Linked DNA regions of Homo sapiens: all the other regions are linked to region 3. The links are chromatin loops, found by intact Hi-C in ENCODE. Cell type or tissue: ascending aorta. All regions are shown on one strand.

Region 1 (2,500 bases), 53 kb after region 3:
CAGGGTTGGGACAGGTAGAGGTAGGTTCTTGGGGACTTCCAGTCTTGGGGACCAAGCGCTTGGAACTAGCTGGGTTTGGGCAGAAACAAGAAGGCAAATGACGGGACCGCCGCCGGAGTCCGGACTTCCATCCCTGGAGTTCACTGTCTCTCCCAGGGAACAGAGGAGTGTCCTGGTTTCTCAGCAATGAACCAGGAGAGTGTGAGAAAGAGCATTTGTTTCTTCTCCCGTGGCCCGACAAGCCACTCTTCGGCAGTTCTGCGAGCAGATTAATTGAAACGGGCCTGGAACTTCATCCTCTCCTCCCGATGGAGTTGCTGGAGGTCTGCGGACACTGCCTGGTTAGCCTCCGGGACCACAGCGCCGTGGGCTTTCCCTCGTGGTGTCTGCCTTAAACTTGGGTGCTATCAATCTATCCAACAATGACGGATGACCTTGTCATAACGACGCCAGTCAAAACATTTTCGGTCTAACTCTCTTCCAACCAACATCGAAGCATCCTGAATGAGACCCGGATGAAGTCTGAACAGCACGTTTCCCAGGTTCAGAAAACTTGAGTGGTGGGAAGAGAAAAAGAAACAAGCAGAAATCAGGAAAGAATGGCTATTAATTGCTCAGATTGGCAAGTGCTAAATAAGTTAGGTTGTTTGGAAAAAGATAAATGCCGTTTCTTCTCTTTACGGTATGGCCAGAACCCCGGCGATGGGAAAGTACCTCCTGAGTCGGTCAATTTCACACACCCTGCCTGTGCCCTCTACCATCTACTACCGAAAATGCCAGGAAGAGCTGGGGGGCAAGTGCCTCCTTCGTGGGTGCGAGACTGCATCGAAGGGCTGCCCTGGCACAAAGTCTGGGGAGAGGACATGGTGGAGGTGGGGCTGCACTCCCACCCTGCCCCTCTAACACCAGGTTTTGGGTAGAGAAACCTATGCGTGACCTCCTGCGGCAGCCGCAGGCAGCTGACCGCAAACAGCCTCGCCCGTGTCCCGGAGCAGTTGTGCCACCAGACGTAACACTGGATACTTGTCTCCGGGCCCCAAGAAGGAGAGGGAAAGAGCCCTCCAGAAGACAACCCGAGAAGGGGTCAGCAGAGCGCTGGGTGGAGTGCAGACTCCATTGCAGCCGCCTCCCAGCCCCACGGCCAAGCTTGAGTCCCTCCAGGACCAGCTGCTCTCGGTCTCAGGACCCTCGGTCCTACGCCTCCCTGCACCGACAAGCCTCCCTCCTGGGCTGCAGACAGAGGGTTTCACTGCAGCGCGCAACCCGTCCCGCTCCGCCCCCAACTTTTCTCCCCGGAGGATTTATGTTAGAGGTTGCGTGGCGGGCGAGTGGACTCTGGCACCCAGAAGCACTTCAGGAAAAACTGAGCCGGGCAAAAGCGCAAACCCGGTCCTGGCGGCGCGGGCTTGCTCCAGCGCGGACACCACAGCGTGTGCGGAGATGCATTCCCGTTGCCGCATTTCCACTGCTTTCAAGATCAGGGCACTGAGCTGGGACCCAGAAAAGACATATCATGGGCAGAAAGAGACAACAGGCTAGCGGCAGACGTCACGCCAAAAAAACAGGGGATGGGAGGGCGGAGGAGTTTGTGCGGGAAAGGCGCTCTGGCGATGTGGGTCGGGCCGAATTAGAACTTCCTTCTTCCCTCTCCCCTCCCCTTCTTCTGGCCTGCCTCCCCTCCCCCCTCCGTTCTCTCTCTCTCTCTCTCTCTCTCTCTCTCTCTCTCTCTCTCTCTCTCTCACACACACACACACACACACACACACACACACACACACACACACACACACACACACACACACACTCACTCTATTTTGTGCTGTCGTAAAACCCACGTGTCCAGCCGGGAAGCTGCCAGAGCGTGGAACCAAGGAGCCAGGACGCGGCAGCGGCCAAGCGCAGCAGCCCACGGCGGTTGAGTCGGGCGCCCAGGTCCGTCCGCACTCTCGCGCCCTCCGCGGGCCTCCCAATTTTCTCGCTTGCAGGTCGGGAGGTTTCCGGGCGGCACAATCTCTAGGACTCTCCTCCCGCGCTGCTCAGGGGCATGTAGCGCACGCAGGGCGCACACTCTCGCGCACCCGCACGCTCACCGAGACACCCGCACGCACCCACCGGCAGCACCGAGTTTTCAGGTAAGGTGAGGCTGGTCTGGGACTTAAGAGTCTAGGGCTTGGTAGATAGGAAGGTTGGTGGTCCTAGGTTGGGGGCGGGCGGCGAGACTGTTCTGCCTCCTGGCGCCTGAGGCCAACGCGGCTCGGGCGCTGCGCCACGCCGGCTCGGGTCGGCTCCGGGCGCTGGCTGAGGGCGGGGGCTGCGTCCTGCAGCCGAGTTCTACGGGGCAGCGCCCTCCTGTCGGGCCCCAGCATTGCTGGATGGGAGCTGGACGCTGCGATCGGGGAGGCAGAGCAGGGTGCACACAGCTCCCTCTGTGCGGCGCCGCAGCTTCGGAGTAAACTTTGCGCCCAAGCGGAGTTGGGAAGAGGGAGCCGCGGAACCGGGC
Region 2 (2,500 bases), 330 kb after region 3:
CCACTATTAAATAAATCTATAGTAGCTACTATTTATCTACAGCATTAAACCTAAACTACTCCACCTAGGATTGAAAGCATTCCAAAATACAGTATCTGTCCTACCCGCTCAACCTGCTTTCCTCAACAGGAAACCTACTCCAACCAGGTTTGTGTCCCCTGTGCCTTCCCTACTCCTTGCCCAATTTACTTCCTGAGGCTGCCAATTCTTTTTCCTCTGCTTACCTAAATCTTAAGGCTCAGCTCAGACTCTACCTCTACATGAAGCTGTCTTACAACTACTAGATTCCGAACGCCAAATGGTTTCTATCACATTCCTTGGTGTTTGATTATTCAAGGTCATTTACTGCTCTCTGAGTAATCTCCCAATTACTTTACGAACTCTTTAAGTGAAGTCTCAAAAGGAAGTCTCAAAGGGATAATGTACTTTTTCTCTTCCTGTCTCTGATTTTTCTCTTATCTTTCCCATTTGCCCCAAGTCAGGGGTGGCATATAGTAGATACTCACCAAATATTCTTACATACATAAATTTTAGCTTAATTAAAAATATTTATGTTCTTTCAATATATCTTCAGTCTTTTCCACCTATGTAGGCCCTACTAAATTACATGCCTTCAATATTTCATTTTTTAAAGTCCCAATTATTGAAGCTATATTTATATATATATGTATGTATGTATATATATCCCTAATCCAAAAATCCAAAATCCAAAGTGTTCCAAAATCCAATACCTTTTCAGCACTGACATGACACATAAGAAATGCATCTCAGACTTCAGATTTTCCGAACAGCGATGCTGAACAGGTAAATACAATGCAAACATCCCAAAATCCAAAAAATCTAAAATTGGATGCTGAACAGGTAAATACAATGCAAACATCCCAAAATCCAAAAAATCTAAAAGTGGAAACACCTCTGATCCCAAGCATTTTGGATAAGGGATATGCAACCTGTAAAAAGAATCAACAATTACAGTTGCTAAAACTATATGTTTATGTTAACTTATTTTTAGACAATTTCAGTAAAAAAATGGGAATATGCATATTACACTGAAAAGAATACGTAATGAGAAAAGAAACAAAACTCTCAATCAGACATAACCAGAGCTTACAAATTAAATCAGATACTTTTTAACTTGGGTCTTTCTTTTTGTGCATTTATCTCTTTGTCACTATTTTAAGAAATAAGATTCTGCCCTCTTCTGGCTCCAAAAAGATTTACAAAGAATTTTCAGAAGAGCTGAAAAGCCTCTTTTCACTAGGCACTTAAACATGCTGGATGAATGTATTAAGTCTAAAATAGAGGCAATTAAATTATGTACTTTTCTCTCTCAAGGCAAACTCACAGTACTGCTTATACTTTTAATATGTTTAATGATTTCTATCCTTCTGATAAAAGCATAGTTGGAAGAAATTTTAAAAGTCATTTAAAATTTATTTTTATTGTGGATATTACCTAGTCAACCAGTCTGTATTCAGGGATGAATAAGATAACACCTCTGTTACAATTTTGATTTCTGGTCTTTAAATTTCCCCAGGGTAAAATGGAAGTACTCTTAGACACCCACATAATAGAACTTGGGAGAATCCATGTGACATTATCCAATGAGTGCTTCAAATATTTCTGGTAGGCACTACAGAATTCATATTTATAAACGCAGAAATACTTTACTACTTGGTTTTATCAAAAGAGAAATGGGAAATGTCCAGCTGGATTCAAGTTCACTGGTAGAAAAATGAAGAAACTGACCAAATATGTAAGAAAAAGAATCAATTAAGACTTGCAATTAAAGCAATGTGGGGATAAGAGTACCCCAAGATAGCTTGGCAGTTAACACGCTACAGAAACATTTACTGAGTTCAGAAACACTACATGAAAAATATATTTCAGGGAGATGGCTGAGTTTAGTTTTGGACATTCTGGGATATCTTGAAGACTGACTTCCAAGGGTCCAGGAGATGGACACTATTTCCATAATATCAAAAGATTATTTGTCTTTTCCACTTTCATGCTTCTATAAATGTACACTGGAGTTTTCCAGAGGCTACATGATGTATAATATCACAACAGAGTGAATTCAAAATCAGATACAAGAATTCAGATGTCTATTATCCAGACACTAAAGAGATTTGTAAAATAGTAAAACAATGTTACTCTTCTCAATTTTTTGTTTTAGAAAATGGTTATTTTTCATAAAAATGTTACCTAGGTTTTTTTTTCCCATTTCTAATACAGTGATTATCAATAAAGGGACCCTGAGTCAAAAAAGTTTGAGAACTACTGTTCTAAGGCATTCAAGAAAAGATGTTGGGTAGGCAGTTGAATATATGGGTCATAAGCCGAAGAGACAGGTCTTGTCCTCTAACACATATTTTCTACACACTAGATGAATAATTTTTTTCCTTAATGTAAAGATCAAGTTACTCTCCTACTTAAAACCTTTCAATGGTATCTCATTATTTACTTAACTTTTATATTTACAAACATACAATTTAAGTAA
Region 3 (2,500 bases):
CAAACTCTCCCTCAGTGACAGTGTCACAGACAAGGGTTTAGGATGCTCAAACCCTTCCCCTCCTGCAGCCACCAGCTTCCTCCTCTCTTGGCTCCATCTTCCAGTGGTTCCCCGCCCACACTGCCTGCACATCAGAATCACCAAAAGCTTCTAAAAGATAGGATACTGAGCCCCACCCATACAGATTGTGATTGACTTGCTCTGGGGTGGGTCACTGCATCAGTAAGTTTAAGAAGTTTCCCAGGTGAAACCTGTTCCCAAATATTGCAGGGGACGTACTTACACTAAAAACATTTATTCATTGTTAATCTGATATTCACATCTAACTGGGCATCCTGTATTTTATTTGGCAATCCTATTCCCTCTCCCTCGCCCCCTTTCTAAACCGTCAGCAACTCCTGTTAGTTATATCTCCAAAATCTATTTCAAGTCCTTCCCTTGCTCCCCATTTCAATGATTACCACCCTAATCCAAGCCACCATCTGGACTCTGGCATGGTGCCCTGAATGACCTCCCATTTCACTCTCCACTGAGTGACCACATAAATTTCTCGAGTATATATTGAGATCATGCCATTCTTATGCTTAAAACCCTTCAGTGGCTCTGACTGCAGAATAACACTTCAAATTTTAAGAATTGCCTCAATACCCGCATGCCTACCTGCAGCCTCTAAGGCCCTGTGTGATTCCGCTGCTGCTCACCCCTCCAACCTCATCTCAAGTCACCTCTCATTCTGTGCTGAAGCCATTCCGTCCTCTCCACATCCTCTGAATGCAGGGAGGGCTTTCCTGTTTGAGGACCTATGCATATGCAGTTCCCTTTGCCTCCTTAGTCTTCTCTGCGCTGGTTTTTCTCATTTTTCAGCTATTTTTAAATGTCACCCAAAGTATATTACAGTTTATTTCCTCCAACATTTCATAATTGTGCGAATTTTATGTTTATGGCTTTATCCCAAGAGACCCCGTTCAGCTCTGTGGCCTTGCACAAACCATTTCCCAAAGTTAGACATGCCTACAAGATCAAGAGGCTGGGAGTAAGATCAGAGCTTCTCGAAACCATCAGGCTGTTTATCAGCCCCGCCCACAACGTGGCACGGCCTTTCTGCGACATCAGATGCTGAGCTGGACCTCCTCCTCCCCACCCCCTAGTCCTCCCCGTCCTCAGGTGGCGTCTGCGGTCGAGGATGTAAGCATTCTACTCGTTGATTAGTATCGTTTCCATTGACAAACCCCAGACTGATGAAGACCACTTTCAGCTGCAGCCCGCCCCCTCCAGCTTCAGCTTCGAAGACACTATTGCCAGTGGGTTTTCTAGAAGTGGTGATCATGGGCACCAAATTATCCCCTCCCTCTCCCTGCATTCTCCCATTATCGTCTACCCTTGGTTAAATACGCTGAAAAAAGAACTGAAGCGGAGTTAAGTACGAGGAAGCCTTAAAGACGCACTTTCTGGCAGCCCCCCGCCCCCTTTCCCCGCAGTGGAGGCTGCCCCAGGTCTACAGGTGCCGCCTTCGCCCGGCCTCGCGTAGCCCACAGCAGGGGCCGCCCGCCCGCCGAAGTTGAAGGCGCACCTCCCCTTCCCGGGAAGGACGACGGTTCCCCAAAAGAGGCGGAGGGTAGTCTCTCATCTGAACCAGGCGCTTTAATGCCTGCCTGAAGCCACCGCGGCCAGCGTGGAGACCACGCAGCGGGCGGGCGGCTGCAAGCCCTGGGCTCCGAGCGCCTCTCCTGTGCGGGTCCCGCCCCCCTCCCCGCATTCCTCTCGTTCTGCTCCCGAGCCCAGGCCACGCTGAAGGAAGTACTTGGGCAGTCTCTTTCCTGGAGAACGGGCCCGCCGGTTCCGGAAGCCTCTCCTACCCCCAGGCTGGTCACCTCGGACTACCGACCCGGGACAAGAAGTCCAAGCAGACTGCGGCGGAGGTAGGCTGGCCTCAGCCCAGCTCCCCCAGGGTCTCCCCCGGAGCGCCGGCCTCCCAGCACGCGAGCAGCCCCCTCCCACCCAGTCCCGCGGCCGCCTCCAGTCCCCCTGCGCCCGGGAAGCCTCCACCTCGCCCGCCCTGACACCGAGGTCCCAGTATCCAAAGCGCCCCCAGGGCCCCGCCCGCAACAGGGGAAGTTGCAGCCCGCCGCTCTCGGTCACCTTGGCCGTCACCGAGGGGCCTCGCTTGCGGAAGCCCTCGGCCCCCGAAGAAAACACAAGTGCGCCGAGCCCCACGCAAAGCACGAGAGGTAGCAGCAGCCGAGGACCCGGGCCCATGGTGAGCGGTGGCAGCGGCGCTACCGGCACGGGCGCTACCGGCACGGGCGCGACACAGGCTCTGGGACAGCTGACGGGACTGCCGGCCGGCTGCGCCTGCGCGCTCCCGGTTGCGGGGGATGGGGATCGGGCAGTCCGGGAAGGGCGGGGACCCGGGGCGCGTTCCTCCCAAGTTCAGACTCGCGACCCGAACTTGGGATTCGGAGGAGCGCGCCCACAGGGCGCAGCCAGGGCTCGACCGCCG

What was found. A loop is a pair of places that touch in the nucleus more often than their neighbours do. Peaks named below come from ENCODE experiments on the same cell type or tissue, not always from the same donor. Only the 100,000 strongest peaks of a DNase experiment are listed, where the experiment ranks them.
Region 1: a loop joins it to region 3, with 7 times the contacts of the local background. A loop is called at or near these places in 23 of 110 quality-filtered maps.
Region 2: a loop joins it to region 3, with 3.0 times the contacts of the local background. A loop is called at or near these places in 10 of 110 quality-filtered maps.

What each region holds. Positions count from the first base shown.
Region 1 is chr5:123,087,388-123,089,887 of GRCh38, forward strand. PRDM6 (PR/SET domain 6) reads left to right here and starts at 1,854. Exons shown (of 8, transcript NM_001136239.4): 1 at 1,854-2,132. It overlaps PRDM6-AS1 (PRDM6 antisense RNA 1), which reads right to left. Exons shown (of 2, transcript NR_146771.1): 2 at 1-552. RefSeq lists enhancers at 504-1,048, 1,049-1,593. In ascending aorta, no CTCF peak of the experiment used is centred here; DNase peaks (open chromatin) are centred at 994, 1,294, 1,444 and 1,904; H3K4me3 peaks cover 2,414 bases; H3K27ac peaks cover 2,500 bases.
Region 2 is chr5:123,366,751-123,369,250 of GRCh38, forward strand. All of the region lies in intron 17 of CEP120 (centrosomal protein 120), which reads right to left. Among named protein-coding and RNA genes, the nearest start is that of CEP120, 55 kb to the right of the region's middle. In ascending aorta, a CTCF peak has its summit at 1,231 (motif pointing left); no DNase peak of the experiment used is centred here; H3K27ac peaks cover 194 bases.
Region 3 is chr5:123,034,370-123,036,869 of GRCh38, forward strand. PPIC (peptidylprolyl isomerase C) reads right to left here and starts at 2,356. Exons shown (of 5, transcript NM_000943.5): 1 at 2,140-2,356. The coding sequence starts at 2,256. It overlaps PPIC-AS1 (PPIC antisense RNA 1), which reads left to right and starts at 1,553. Exons shown (of 2, transcript XR_001742868.2): 1 at 1,553-1,919. RefSeq lists a silencer at 1,052-1,224. In ascending aorta, a CTCF peak has its summit at 1,555; DNase peaks (open chromatin) are centred at 1,122, 1,772 and 2,362; H3K4me3 peaks cover 1,990 bases; H3K27ac peaks cover 2,000 bases.